Linked DNA regions of Mus musculus: region 2 is linked to region 1. The links are chromatin loops, found by intact Hi-C in ENCODE. Cell type or tissue: left cerebral cortex. All regions are shown on one strand. Links, peaks and the distances in the headings refer to the core of each region. The heading gives the core; the rest is flanking DNA.

Region 1 (7,900 bases), core at 1,993-6,992:
CTTCTTCTTCTTCTTCTTCTTCTTTTTCCCCTTCCTCCTCCCCCTCCCCCTCCTCTTTCTTCTGTTTGTTTGTTTTTGGTTTTCAAGACAGGGTTTTTCTGTGTAGCCCTGGCTGTCCTGGAACTCACTCTGGCCTCAAACTCAGAAATTCGCCTGCCTCTGCCTTCCAAGTGCTAGGATTAAAGGCATGCGCCACCACTGCCTGGCTTAGGGAGAGGTTCTTAGCTGTTAGCTGCTTCACCCTGAATCTTTTATTTGATCCTAACAACTGTATGAAATTTATGTATTATTAACCCTGTTTCACAGTTGAGGATACTGGGACCCAGAGCAGTTAAAAGACATGCTTAGGGGCTGGAGAGATGGCTCAGTGGTCTAGAGCAATTGTTTCTCTCTCAGAGGACCAGTTGTTGCTCCTGCAAAGGACCAGGTGCAATTCCCAGCACCTACCTGGTGTCTCACAACCATCTGTTATTCCAGTTCCAAGGATCATGGCACACTCTTCTGACCTCTGTGTGACCTGGTACACAGATATACATGTTGCCAAAACACTCATACACAATTAAACTTTGATTACATGAGAACGGACATGCTTACGGTCTCCTGAGTCGGTGGAGGTACCAGATGTGGATTGACTGTTTTTCTCCAGGGTGCACACTTGCTCATCAGTGTTGTGTACTGGTGTGTATGTGATCAAACCTATGTTCCAGCTGGATCTCAGACCATGGGGGACAGCAGCTAGGATATGTGATTTTGGGGGCATGCAGGGCAAAATCAGAATTTTATTTCTGGTGTATGTATCTGTATGTGTATATCCATGCACATGCTCAGATACTTTATTATTTCTGATTGTTACCCAATTTCAGACAACCAACAAAATAGCACATGCTGCAGTGTTTAATGTTCTCCTTTTCAGCCACGATTAAATAAATGGGATTTTACAAGGAAAGCATTACTTCTCAAAATTTTATTTTCTCTTTTCTTTCCAAACTATCATTCTGGAAGGCATTTATTTATGTTACTTGATCTGAATAAGAACTGAAATTTGTGGTGTAGACAGACTATGTCTACTCTAATGCTAAATTACAAAGATTTTTTTAAAAGCTTCTGTCATGGCAAAATACTAATCTGTTTTTCTCCTGACAGCCCATACAGTATCAACTTTGTAACTTTGGCTGGTTTTGCTTTTAATTGTGGGATGGGAGAGAAAATGTGGGCCAGAAATGTGTTGGCATAAATACCACCTGACTTAAAAAAGGTAGGAAGACATAAACCACCTTCTACAGGGCAGTTTCTGGAATCCACTGAGGAAAATCTGGCCTGACCAGCTTCAACTGAATTTGGTCAGAGAGTCTGCACCTCACAGCCCGGGCAGGTTTGTGGTGGCGTTCTTACCTATCTTTTTATTTTATTTTATTTTATTTTATCTATTTTTAACAAAACATCAACACAAACAGCAGCTGTTGGTGAATGGTAAAAGCATAGCTTTGTTGTTTTGTGGTTTTGGATGCCGCTACTTTGTATTGCTAACAAGGAAAGCTGTGTAGTGACACCATAGTAGTGCGGAGCAATCGGAGCCTATTATTGCAGGCTTTCATTATTATCCGCTTAGAGTGTGTCACGCTCTGGATTCCAGCAGCCGTGCTCACAATGACGTTATGGCCATGGTGACTGCGTTCTTCATTGTTAAATGCCAGTTCTGTTGGTTTGTATCTCTGAAAAATACATCTTTGCTATTTATCTCATGCCTCAAAGTCTCAAGAGTTAAGAAAATGTGTTTTTTTTTTTTTTTTAACAATTAGGAAAGCCAGCAAGCTATGACAAAATTACAGATGTGGTACTTAAAAACAAGTCCCCCAAGAGCTGTGCATGAATAAATACATTAATTATTGCTTCAATATTAAAATCTACAAGCCAAGGAGGCTGTTGTTAAAATTGCCCAGCAATCCTGTGAGCTTCTCAGACTGGCTTCCGGATTTTCCTGGTTTCAAGCTGCCTGTCTGGGATCCCTGAGGGTTGGGGGTGGGGGTTGGTGTTTTAGAACATAGGTCAGTAGCCTAAAATTGTTTCCAAAAGATTATTATTCAAGGTAAATGATCAATACTCATTAAGCTACCATCAGGTTAACAGCTTTTTAACATCCTTGGAAATTGAGCAATTTTGCATAGTAGGATGGACTTGAAAGATGCTGAGAAAACGGTTATGGGATTGCAGTTATGAATGGGAAAACATCACAAATACAACTGCAAATATGTGAGACAATATTCTAAACATTGGGTTTGATGTTCTCTGTACAAGAGTAACGTAGGTGGACTCACTGGTTAAAACTCATGCGACTGTGTTTTGAGCCATTTGCATGTCACTTTGTAAATCATACTTCTATCGATGCAAAAAATTATTCTGACTCTGAAGGTCATAAACTACAAAGCTCTCTCAGCTTCTTGAAGGAGACAGGAGAACTAACCATAATGTGATGTAGCCTGAATGGGATCCAAAAACAGAAAAAGGAAGTGAAAAGTTAATGAAATCCAATGAAATATGAAGCGTGGTTAATAATGACGTGTTAACGTTAGTTCATTAGTGGTGACAAATGCCCCCACACCAATGTAGTTAATCATGACTAATGCTGAGGATGGAAAACCCTGAAGGCAGGGCAGTGCGGGACTGAGCAACTTTTCTCTAAGTCTACAACTATTCTGAAAATTTTAAAGGTTTGCTTCTAAAAATAAAAACATGAATAATAAGAAGGAACATGATGATGTGTCATTTGTGAGGACATTGAATGAAAGTCGAGAAAATGAACATAAAATACCAGAGTACATTATTTCAGCCAGTGTGAAGTAGCCAGAGAAGGGGTTTTTGTTTTCAAATTTTATTTGGCATTGTTGCAGAATAAATACTCCTCTACCAGGATCACTTTCCTTTGATACAACAGCTGAGATGGTCGCTAGAGCTACGCTATTATGTATCCAGGCTAATGTTAAAAGGTGTGGTATGGTAAAAAAAGAGATGGTATGGTTTCATTTTCAGAACAGAATAATCATTACTGTAAATTAACATCACCAACACGTGCTTAAAATCCACCATCCGTGAACTGCACGTTTTTTATAGAGAGAAAATTCACTTGTGCCTACCAAAACATTTCCTTTTCTGGTGTGTGTATACAGATGTGTAAAAATAACTCACTTATGCCATCGACATCTCTTTGTTAAGCAAGCCTTTATGCTATAACCCACAATCATCATACTTAAATCCCGTTGATCTTTCCCTTGACACACAGGGACACACAGGAATCCTTCCTTGTCCTTCGCTGGTCTCAATGCTAATCAGCCCTTGCAGCTGCTTGGATGAGCTGGGCACATCTCTCCAAGAATGTCTGGTGTCTCCACATCTGGCCTGGGTAGAGATGCGTCTTCCTTGGGAGAATCTTTTGCAGTACGCAGCTCCATCGGAACCACGCCTCGCGACAAGGACAAATCGCCACCCCCTTTCTTCTTCAATTAACAGTTTTGGGACAGAGGTTGTGGGCCAGGATTAGAGCCAACGTAGATCGAGATGAAGACCAGGAAAAGCAGGAGTAGGAAGAGGCTGGCCGCTACAGCGGTCACCGCAAACAGCTCCATCCTCAGATTATTTAGCACGGGTGACCAAGAATCCTGGACTGCAGTGAAGCAAAGGTTGCCATGGGAACCGCAGTGGCGCCCCCCGCGGAACCCCGCGTTTATTACGGAGAATCGATCTGCACCAGACACCGAGGCTGCTACTGCGGAGGCCGCTGGAGGCTAGCAAGGGGAGGCGAGGGGGGTGGAGAGCAAAGGCTCAGGGCATCCGCCCCTCCTCCACCCACCTCCATCCATCCGGGCTCAAGAGCAGCAGAAATTACGTTTAGTGCAAATTGCTGAAGCTCCCTACTTCATCCTCAGTGGTGGGTGGCACGGTGTCTCGCAGGCAGCAGACCGCGGGGAAGGTCGGAGTACGGGTGAAGCCCCTCCGCCTGCCACCGCAGCGGTACGGGAATCAAAGGCCTGACCCGCAGCGGCCCTCCGGGATCCTGCGGGGGGCCGTGCGGGGCGGGCAGGATCTGCCTCCCGGAATCCCACAAACCGTACATGAGCAAGTTCGAGGCCAGTGTGTGGGCTTGCAGGGCCATCCCTCAGCCAGGACAGCACTTAATCACCGTGTCCCCTGCGGCGTGACGTTAAGGCTGGGAGGAAAAGAAAATTCTCCCGGAATCTTCGTTACAAAATCGTTTCCTTTACTAGCCCTCAATCCTGGGAGTCAGGGACACTTAAAGGCACGGTTGGGGTCCTGAAGGAAGAGATGGGATCCGGACTGGAGATAGCCATCTCTCTTCGCAGCCCCTGAGACAGAGTCATTCGACCACCTTCTCTCCCGACTGACTTTCCTGCTCCGGTAATTAAGGGAGAAGCGCAGAGACAGATTCACCCCATTTCGCCCTTTCTCATTCCCAGTCATTGCGAAGCCCCTGGCCTGAAAGGCTCGGGTTCCTCTCCTGCGTGGCAAAGGCCCTCTCACTCCGAGAGCTATAAATATTAATAAGCTGCACGGCTCCGGGCTTAATTATCTTCTCTTAATTGTAGCTTAACCAAAAATCCAGCCTCCTGCTACTCGGGCCTCTCTAAATCGGGATTATTTAGTTTCCGTGTCTGGAGGCCCCTTCGGCTCAAAGTCTTCTGTGTTGTGCCGCCAAACCTGGAAACCATATGCTGCGTCTCTGCGCGGTTTAAAATCATCCTTAGAGCAATGACGCCTCTCCTTACACTGGATGCCTAGGTTCGGGGCAGTCTTCTGCTCCCTTTCCCTGAACCTGGTACTCCCTACTACCAAAGGATTCTGCCTCCATCTCTTTTCCCTAAGTCCCCAGTAGCCTATAGGGGTTTGTCAGATAAGGGTGGCCCTTGTGGGGCACGGAATTCGCCCAGCAAATGACGACATCTGACTCAAGGGAAGGGTCTCTTCATCCCCTCACCGGGAAAGCAGCCCACACCGCTCCACTGTGGCAGGCAGGCTCCCTTGGGATTACTTGATCGGGCTGCACTGGGACACCACCCTTGTCCCTACCTGCGCAGCCCGCTCCTTGCCAGGGCTCTTCCTGGTGCATCTAGAATTCGGTGTCAAGAAAGCTCCAAGCCTGGAGCTGAGGGCTCTGAGCTTTCTTCCCTGGGTCGCAGGTGGGAGGAGAGAGAGGTCGTGGTAGCTTGCAGTTCACTGTCCTTCCCGCGCTCGAGATCCACGATGCTGAAGCTTAAGCTTAGGTCCAAGGTCTTTGATTAACAAGCTGGACATCCAGTCCTGCACTGGTGGGCAATGCCCAGATCTTCTCTAGTTCAGTCCCCTGGCTATAGAGTGCGCCTGGCTTCTGCAGCGCAGTCTATGGTCCCTCTAGCACCTTAGCTCTGCGGTTTTTCCTCTACAGACTGGGGGGCGGGGGGAGCTTAGGAGGACCCTAATCACCAGCACCAGCGCCCAGCCTTGCTAATTCAGGGGAGGTCAGCAAACCACAGGGAACAGTATTCCTGATGTGTTTTAGGTCTGCTTTGTCCTGGTGCAGATTGATTTCTAAGGCACTGTCAAAGTCTATGAGAAGCAGCTGTAATTCAGTTGATTTTAGCTCCTGGGTACCCACAAACAGCTGCCTAAGGCGGATAGATTGTGTCTGTGCTCATGCGATCAGGATCATTTACAAATGTAACTGCTAAAGGGGCACAATAGCATGCATATTCATGTAATCCTAGCACTCTGGGTGAGACAGGAGGACTGCAAATTAGAGGACAGTCTGGGCTATGTAGACGCTGCTTCAAAAAAATGAAGCAAAATATTAAATATAATTGTATATTTACATGATAACCATTTGAGTTGCATCAAAAGAAATGTTCAAAACACTAAGAATTTAGGTAATATTCTCCAGTAGATAAATTAACACTGAATATATTTTAGTTAAAAATGCAGATCTGTCACAGAAGTCCAATTATAGGAAACTTTCACAATCTGAAAGATTAGTGGTCAAAGTGGCAGTCACTGGAGTTTCCCAAAGCCCAACCATCTACTGAAATCACCAGAAAGGAATCCACTTCAGATACTTCAGGACTCACTACAGTAGGTAGGTAGTTTCTGGTGGGGTTTTAGAGGCAAGATCAGTTTTACTTTTTGGCAAAACTAACATTTCCTATATAATTCACATAGATCAGTGGTTCTCAACCTCCCCTTTAATCCAGTTTCTCACAATGTGGTGACCCCAGCCGTAAAATTATTTTCGTTGCTACTTCATAACTGTAATTCTGCTACTGGTATTAATCATAATGTAAACATTTATGGAGATAGAGGTTTGCCCAAAGGGTTGAGAACCACTGACATAGCCTCTAGACCAGCAGCAAATATTTGGCCCAGGCCCAGAGCTGGGAAACCTGTCTTGGGTGGTTAGAAGAACTGCAGCAGACCAGCTTTGGCTTTGTCACTTCCTAGCTGTGCTACCACCCAACCTGAGGCCCCCAGAATGGGAAAGAGGCTAAATGATGAGCAGGAGCCTGACTGAGCATAGAGCAAGACAGATGTGGGTGGAGCAAGACAGATGTGGGTGGAGCAAGACAGATGTGGGCGGAGCAAGACAGATGTGGGGGCAGTTGATGGGCATTTGGGCAGGCAGGCAGGTTTAAAAAAATTACTATCCCGCACTTTGCCACTTTTCAGATGCTCAGTACCAATGTCAAGTGACCCAGAGCAACAGTATGAGAATGCGCCTCAGCGTCCTCTGAAGGGGTTCTGGGCTCCGAATCAGGACAGAGCCTTTCTGGAGGGACTCTTGCTCCCCATCTGCCTTTTCTGCTGCAGTGAGTGAAGGCGGGAATAATGAGAACAGGCAGCCACAAAAGCCTCTTGTTCTCCAGCTGGAAACCTAGTGGGAGTTTTCTAGGCTTTTCTTGATCGGTCTTTTATTTCAACCAAGAATAGTTGCACACGGCTGAGAGAAAAGAATTTCTCCATTAATGATAGTCTTGAGCTATCTCTCACACATACACCTTTTCTCTCTCTCGTACTCACCCACATCCATACTTACACATCTGCCTGTCCCCTTGGCATTTTGTATTGCATAGTTTAACTTGATAAAAATCAAAGTCATGTACCAACTTGTACTTGTCTCTGAGAAACCCTACCCACAACTCATCTTCCCTGGCAGTAAAAGGCTCTGAAAGCTGTCTTTTGAATTCTGAGATCCCAGACTTACCCCAAGTTGATGCAATACTAGAACAGGGCCCAGAAAGCTGCTATGTCTGTCATGGGCTGGGTGAGCCTGGCTGGGCTTGGCTTTGTGGCACCATGGAGAACTAGACCGAACAAGAACTCTTGCTGCCTTATCCAGCCTTTGCACTACCTCCATTGTTGTAGGACTTCAGGTGGAACCAACTTCTGCATCTTGCAAATGCTGCTTTTAACTCAGACAGATGAAGCAGAGGCCACAGGAAGCGAGGGGTTGCTTTCAGAGGTAGGGGGAGTGTGGGCTCTGGTCACACTGTAAAGCAAAGGACTGACTGGAGATCACTGTCAGTTTCAGGACTGAAGGCTTTACAGTGCATCTTTCCAAGATGAATCTCTGACTGACCGTAGGCCCGGGCAATGGACCTGGCTCCACTGTGAAGCTTCAGTGTGCTCTATGTATATATTCACTTGTCTTGGATTTGTCACAATGCCTGCATTTATATAGCACAGATAGCCAGATACACCCTCCATCCACACTCTGACCAACACCCATCTACACCTCACACCTGGTGGAGGCTTAAGACGACAAGCCTGGGAACTGAGAGAATTAATATAGTCTCTCTTGATTAGGTTTTCCTATATGCTGCTTATAGTGTCCCAGGTCCTCAGCCTGCTGTCATGAAAAATA
Region 2 (7,900 bases), core at 965-5,964, 110 kb before region 1:
GGCTGCAGGCTGCGCTCGGCGGAGGCTCGGTTGCCAGTAGCAACCACACGACGGCGATTCTCCCGCCCCGGCCACAGCCGCGGGGAAATCTTCGGGATTGAGCTTCTGTATCTGGGGGTGGCCTGCGGTGACAGCTCTCTTCCAGACCCTGGCCCTCACCCTCCAGTACCCTAGGCTGGGCTCAAAAGCCAGAGTCTCGGGCTTAGCCCTGCCCCCATGGCAAACAAAAGGGGCAGCTGCCAGCACACACTGCGCCGTAGGCAGAACCCACACTTTCTTGGAGTTGCGGGCGTTTTCCTGAGCACAAGGCATAGGTTCCCTCTTCTCCAATTTAAGTCAAAAATCCCCTTTCAAAAGCCAGTAAATTGGAACAAGGATGGGGCCAAATAATGCGACACCAAAATGATCAATACCTTTCTAACAAAACTGACATGGTACTTTCTCTTGGTAAGAGGTGGCTTTCCTTAGAGGCATACATACACCTACAGTTTTCCTTCTTTGTGTATCACAAATCTTTAATTGCGTGCACTGACTCAAATACTGCAAGCAGGTTCTTGGTTCTTCTTATTTATTAAATGGATAGAGCACCTCACCTCCACGCGATTTTATTTGATGAACCATAGCAGCTTTTAATCAGTGAAGACTCAGGGGTTGCATAAAGTTTCGCTCCCCTGCCCTACGTGTGCGTGCGTGCTTGCATATGTGTTTGTGTGTTTCTAGGACGCTAACTTTTCAAAACAAAAATCTTAGTGTTTCACACCGGTATTACTGAGGAAAGATCTTTAAAGTATGCTGCTAAATATTTTTATTTAACTACAATCGTGTAATACACATTGCCAAATTTCTTTGGGTCTTAATACTTGCCCTGGACTTAAGTAGCTATTACATTTAGCTGCGTGGTTTTGTGGATTTAAATTTCACCTAAGTTGCAAATGATGTGACTAAGTTCAGAATTCCTGGGCGACAAGCACCTGTCTCATTAACCTTTGTATGCTCAGGAATCCATTTTATAACAACAAATATTGGTCAGATTTCCAGAGGAAATCAACTATCTTTAGTAGAAAGCAAAAACTTAGTATTAATGAGCACAATCTTGAATATATTTAATAGACTCGCTGAAAAAGTCAGCGTCTTTCTCAGTTAAAGGCATTATCCAGATACACTCATCTACACATATTTTAACTTAATTATATTTCAAACATTGTGGGTTGTATTTTAAAACACCTGACCAACGTTTCAGGATTCTGAGATACCCTGTACACAGGAATTTGTAACATTGCTCATTTCTCACTCAAAGTCTAAATATTTGCTTAAATGTCCATTAATAGGATTTTTAAAATTTGGTTTCATACTTTCATACTTTCTCACCAACTGTCTCTAGTTTTATGAGAATGCTCAAAAGGCTAGATCTTCTAAGACATGACACTTTGACCTATGCAATAAAAGTTAAGGTATAATAAATTACAATGTCTTATTCATATATGATGGTAAACTCAATATATTCCAAAATGACTCACAGGCAGAGAAAGTGTTCACATTCAAGCCTTCCAAATGCCAAGTTCTTTAAGATAGTGTACTTCAAAAAAAAAAAAAAAAAAAAAAAGAAAGTCAGCCCTCCTTGGTTCCTACAGGCAACCTAAAGCTGTGTTTTGCCCAACCACTCCAGTCACACCTTAAACATAGGGAGGCAAGGCTGTAGTGAAAAGTTCTGCCCCCTTTCAAGAAAGGAAAGTGCCAACTTGAGGTTGTTTTCCTTTTCCTCACAACTGGGTCTTGGGAGAATTGAAGGATGAGATCAAAGTGCATTCATATTCATGTGAATCATCACTTTGGATCTGAATAATGCTGGGTTTTACTGTTGTGTTTACACTGAACCCTAGCACTATTGCTTTTGAGGCTGCACTCTTACTGCTGTGCAACTTCTCTGAGACTCAAACACCAAACAGTTAGGACTGATAAGCCATGCCACTTCCATACAGCATGCACAAAGGACTCTCAAAAAAGTGGAGCAAGTGCAATTCTATAGACTCTCGCCATTCACATTTTGACTCCTTTCCAGCCTTCCCAATTAAAAACAAAAATAACAAACAAACAAACAAAACCCTCCTATGCTCAGCAGGTTCACTTCCCAGAGGTTCAGGGTTTCATCTTAATGGGAAGATACAATGACACAACCTTTAACTGTTCAGAAATCAGACACATTAGTGTTATCAGTAATTAGTTCATGGGAGTGATTTTAGCTCTGAACATGATTCATTACAATTTGTTCCCCAGTGTAACTGAAGAACTGAAAAGTCAGTGCAAACTTTAGAAAATGTGCTTACCAGCTGTTTCTATATGTGTCATGACAGTTTTCTTAAAGGATCTTCACTGGGGGTTTCCTCAAACTCATCATTTTTTCCAGAGGAGAAAGAGGCTATCAGAGTCGGTGGGATCTGCTTAGTTTACCAAATGATCATTTCTGATCAAAGAATTCATTTATTAGCATGCCTCCACTTCAGAGAACACATTTTAGCCCATCACAATAGAGTAGCCTTTTCCTGGATATTTGGAGGGATCTTTAATCTAGGCTTAGGAAAATGTATTTTATGCAATTTAATATAGCACATATAGGCTTTCTAAACTTAATGGTGTACACTAGAGCAATCCAAGCTCACTCTGTTATCTTGGTTTGCAATGGTTCTGGGAATACCCTTTCCCAGAAAGAGAACTAATGCTGGCCACTTGGCACTCTTCCTAAGTTTCTGCCCCCATATTTGCATTTTACACATCACTTAAAAAAACAAAACAAAACAAACAAACAAAAAAACCCAATGGTTTTTACAAGTTGCTCTCCACTCTGGACATCAAATGTCCTTGGTATGACCAAGATTTCATCGGCTGCTTCTATTTGGGATGTGTCTATAAAAATACTGAGATTATTTGGAAACTTTCAAGAACTGTAGCTTTGCTTTATAAATAAAACGATAAGCAATTCCACATTGTTTCACCAGGAAAGCAAGGTTTGAAGAATAGAAAGCATTCCCTTGCAATTGTCTTCTTTATGACTACATTTTTTTCCTCATCACTGGGAAAGGTAATCATACTTTCTTCATATGAATGATCTTTTGAGTTGCTTATTTGAGAATAACACAAATGACGTTTATTATTCACTGTAAAGTTAAAAATGGGTTAATAGTGGAATAGAAAGTAATTCAGTTTAGAATATTTGCACTACTTCTGAAACAATAATTAATGACAGTGTATGTTCTTTGTAGGGATGAGATGTGCTATAGGGTCCTCGGATTCACTCTACATTTCAGCGGATTTCACTGACCATTTCTGTTAGAGGAACTAGACCTGCAGAACTGATAAACAAGAGATGCTATTTTTACTTCAAAGGTTTCAGAAACCTCGCAAACCCTTTCTGTACGTTTGCAGTGACTTTCAGGAGTCAGCTCACACAAACAATCAGTTTCTGAAATAATCAGTGTTCATTTTGGCTTGAGACTAGTCTGAGAAAGAACCGCAAAAGTAAAAAAAAAAAAAAAAAAAATTGGAACCTCGCACATGCGCATTGAGGTGCAGCTGCACCGTCACCCTTCTCCTCCTCTCCCCTCCTAAATAAGCTACTGTGTCTGGTCCCTTCCTCTGGGACCCGGTGTACGCCCCGGGTGAACTGAGCTGGCTGCGGGGGACCTCGCAGGGTTCTCACACAGTCCTGGCAAAGGGACCTGGAGCACTTCCCAACCCTGCCCGCCGCTTGGGAGCGTCCCCGGAGGAGACCCGCCCGGCAGGCCCAGCCTAGCGGCCGCGGGGCGTTTCTTGGTTGCTCCCAGGCTGCGGCCTGGCCTCTCGGTTCTGGGCCGAGTCGGCGGAGGCCTCGCCCGCGTCCTGGCCGCGCTCTTCCCAGGCGCACCGCCGGAAAGGTTGGGGGGAGGCGGCGACTCCTGCCGAGACTCCTAGCGACTTGCAAAGGAGGCCTGGCCACCTAACCCAAAGGGAAGGAGAGGCCTCTCTTCGGTCAGCCCCGCAGGCTCCAAGGCCCGAGAGCGGCCGGAGGCCAGAGCGGGGACCGGAGGCCGTGGAGGCAGGCGGGGTACGCGACCAGACGCTTCCGCACTCCGCCCGCGCGCTCCCTCCCTTCCCGGTGCCCCAGGCGCTCCCCGCCCTGCCCCCGCGCGTCCCCGTGACCTCGTGGGCTGTTCTTCCCACTCTGCCCCCATGTCCCCACCCCGCTGCCCTCTCCTGAGCCTGAGGTTCCGAGGATGCTCCTGGGAGCTAGAGAAACTTTGGGCGAGTGAAAACGCAGAGGAGGCCGGGGCCTTGCCCTCAGCCCAGCCGGGCTTGTTGATGCTGGTCACGAACCACGGGCGCGCCCCTCTCTTCGGAGACTCTAGCACACCGGTGGCACTTGATCCACCCGCACCTCGCCCCCAGCACCCACCCCCACCCCCACCCCATCAACCTTGGGTCTAGACCGCATAGCCTCCTCTGGGGGACCTGCACCTGAGCGGTGCGTGGCGTCCGTCCATAGACGCCAGGGTAGTCTGCAGCGAAGCACCTTCCAGGATTGTCTCTTGTGTTTGGTACAACAATAATAAGAGAATTTTAAGCACCGGAGTGCAAATTCCCACGATTTCTAAGAAAAGTCCAACAATAAAATTTGGGAGGCATGGCGGGGGGCGGGGGGGGGTCTTGAGATGGTGGCAGATAATTTTAAATGTAGAGCGTTCACAGTGTTTTCTTTCTAGCCATGCTGGCTTTGGAGCAAGTTTTAATAAAGAAAGCTCTCGTAAGTAGGATGCTTACATGCATATACTGCGCAGCAATAATTTGCTTTGCTCTGCATGTTACAGCATATTACGCTGGTTGACTCCTACATTTAAAACGTAGATTTATTTAGTAATCACCACAATGCTCCTTGGTTTTTCGGGGGTGGGGTGGGAGCAGTGAAGTCATCACTCTGATCATAGCTTTCCTTGGGAGGGAACCAAATGCCTTGGAGCTTAGCATTCACCCAGGCACTTGGGGGTGGGGCGGGTGGGGGAATAGGGAAAGCCATGTGTTGGTGGATCTAGCTCTGCCGGGCTAGTCACTGTCACCTTGACATTGTACTGGCCTGAAAAACACTACTAGACCCTTAAGACATACGAGGTTGACCGTAAAATACTTGAGAAGTAAAGTCAAATACGAATAAAATACAAGTACAGCATACACTGAGAAATGTCAGCCTTCCACTCTCTAGCGAAGTTCCACATCTTTGCTCTGGGAGCAAATTTGCTGGCACAACTGAATGGTGTGCTCACACCTGACTGCAAAAACCTGATACTTACACTTCAACAAGGACTGTCATAATTCAGATAGCCCTAGGTTTGCTTTCTTCATTAAGATCACATCTGAACCCACCTATTTGGCCGCTGTGGAGCACATAGTACTTCTGCCAATTGGAGTGAAGCTACTTCAGTGATTTTGCAGTCGATGTTGGCAAAAGGATCGTTGAAGTTCACAAAATGACAAATGACAGCTACCAATGGAACGCCTTTGAAAAATTGCCAACATGTTTGAATGGAAAAGATTTCATATCTATATAAAGCAGACTCCGTTCTGTTAATAAGTTTTTCCTAGTTTTAAACTGTCTGGATAGTTCGCCAATCCCTACCTTACTCAAACCCTCTCATCTTTGCTCCTCAAACACAAAATTTGGAATGATTATAGACCTGAAATCAATAGTAGGCATACACATGTTGAATTAATATAGACTGAATTACATGGAGAATAAATTATTTTTTCTCCTTCATGCTCTGGAAGACAGGCACATTCTCTCAAGAGCAAAGTGTCTGAAACACAGGGATATTGTTATGTGTTCAGCTTAAAAGGAGAATATCTGCACACTTTAAGTACCTCAACAGGCTTCTGAAATAGAGAACTTTACCTTGTAAAATTCAGTGAGGAACTAGAAAAGAAACGTGTTAAAACTACCTTTTACTCATGAGTAGCATATAGCCCCACAATAGTGGAATTTTCTGGATTCTCAGAGGAAATTTGTAAATAGAAACAGAACAAGATTAAAAAACTGGTTTTGTACTTTTGGGGTTTCAGTGTCATTTTCATAAATAAGTAGGGAATAACTTTGAGATTGTATTACTAGCCTTTCCCAAAAGGAAGCAAAGCCTTCCAAACTTTTCACTAAAACAGGTTTTCAAGTGAATATTTCACTACCAGTCAAATGCATAGTTTTATTTGGCAAGTTCATGAGACACCTTTAAATTCCACTGGTGCTTTAAGAACAATGATCTTAGTTTGATAATACCTTAAATATTCTTTTGAGTAGTTCTTCATTTAAGCATTAGCTTAAAGGTTTATATGTGGTCTTGGAACATTCATGTAACTATGTAAAATAGAGATACATTTTGTCTTAAAGTTAGTACATTGAAAATGGGTCAGAACCAAAGGAATTGAAGGGGATTGCAACCCCAAAAGAAGAACAACAATACCAACCAACCAGTCCCCCAAGAGCTTCCAGGGACTAAGCCATCACCAAAGAGTACACATGGCTCCAGCTGCACACATTGCAGAGGATGGCCTTGTCAGGCATCAGTGGGAGGAGAGGTCCTTAGTCCTATGAAGGCTTGCTGGATGCCCCAGTGTAGGGGAACTGAGGGTGGGGAGGTGGGAGTGGTGGGTGAGTGGAGGAACACCCTCATAGAAGCAGGGGGAGGGAGGATAGGGCAGGGGCTGGGGGGGGGGACCTGGAAAGGGGATAACATTTGAAAAGTAATAACAAAAATATCCAATTAAAAAAAAGAATATGGGTCAGGAAATATAGAATGGCTTTCTTTTCAGTTACAGTAATCTCTTCACTATATGTTATATTTAAATTACCAACAATTCCACTTATGGGTACATTATGATCATTATCTTATATTTCTTCATTGAACTTTAAAGGGCCTTGGGGGGGGACTGATAAAAACAAAGATAACTTCTTTACTCCATCTAGCTTGTTCAGATATGAAATAGGCATCCTATAATGTGTTTCAACAGGATAATAAATTCTACTAATGGGCATTGTTCATGAATACAGACTTTATAGTTTTAAATATTTTTTCTACTTGACTTTTAAAACCTAGCATCCCATATGGAGGTTATTGAATTCCTAACAAGTTTAAAGTAGAAAATAAATAGAACATAGAAAATAAAGAGCAAAGCACTTACTAAAAATGGAGGGTGTAGCAATTTAGGAGTTTGAATTGTCTAAAGACTGAAACTAAGCACCAGGACCTTTAAGTTGTGAGGGGTTTTTTGTTTTGTTTTTGTTTTTGTTTTTGTTTTTTTAAGTCTTCAAAATGCTACAGGGAACTGAAAATAAATTAAGTACACTCCATTAGCAATTTTAATAATTCACTCCGGGTTTCCCTCTATATCTGTACCTGGGAGTCCTGTTGGGGAGAATGTAGAAGACCACTGTGAAACTTACAGAGTTAAGTAAAAGGATGTGTCTCTGACTGCTGACCTGCAGAAGCCAAAGGCTGTCCCAGGGTGTGAAGAGGACTAGACACACTAGTCCCAGCCTTCTAGGACTCCAGGGAATACCAAGGCTTCTTCAGAGAGCTCCTATCAGGAGTTAAAAGTGACTGTAGTAGAAGATTCCAAGTATGAAAACCAGAGATGTGTGTGCGTCCTCTTGGTGATAGCAAAGATTTCCGGTCTGCCACGATTAGGCAGCAGCTGTGGCTAGTTGTCCATTTGACACCTGGTGAAATGGTAGTTTCAGAGAGAGAAATATTTAAAATTGACACCTGTCACTGAAACATTTGGTGCAGAATTTTAAGAGAGGAGCTAGAACTAACGGTAAACTGTAGTGCTTAAATTTGATGAAAAAGAAAGGCTGCGGAGCTCCATTTATGTGAGCTGGTCTTTT

Evidence for each region. A loop is a pair of places that touch in the nucleus more often than their neighbours do. Peaks named below come from ENCODE experiments on the same cell type or tissue, not always from the same donor. Only the 100,000 strongest peaks of a DNase experiment are listed, where the experiment ranks them.
Region 2: a loop joins it to region 1, with 7 times the contacts of the local background. A loop is called at or near these places in 2 of 42 quality-filtered maps.

What each region holds. Positions count from the first base shown.
Region 1 is chr2:18,796,392-18,804,291 of GRCm38, forward strand. Carlr (cardiac and apoptosis-related long non-coding RNA) reads right to left here and starts at 5,427. Exons shown (of 1, transcript NR_131254.1): 1 at 2,854-5,427. In left cerebral cortex, for the core only: a CTCF peak has its summit at 3,694; DNase peaks (open chromatin) are centred at 2,075, 3,656, 4,377 and 4,632; H3K4me3 peaks cover 1,967 bases; H3K27ac peaks cover 1,571 bases.
Region 2 is chr2:18,690,420-18,698,319 of GRCm38, forward strand. Gm46725 reads right to left here and starts at 312. Exons shown (of 1, transcript XM_017319362.1): 1 at 1-312. The coding sequence starts at 312. It also overlaps a transcript of Spag6 not described here. In left cerebral cortex, for the core only: a CTCF peak has its summit at 3,714; DNase peaks (open chromatin) are centred at 3,755 and 4,875; H3K4me3 peaks cover 1,754 bases; H3K27ac peaks cover 1,272 bases.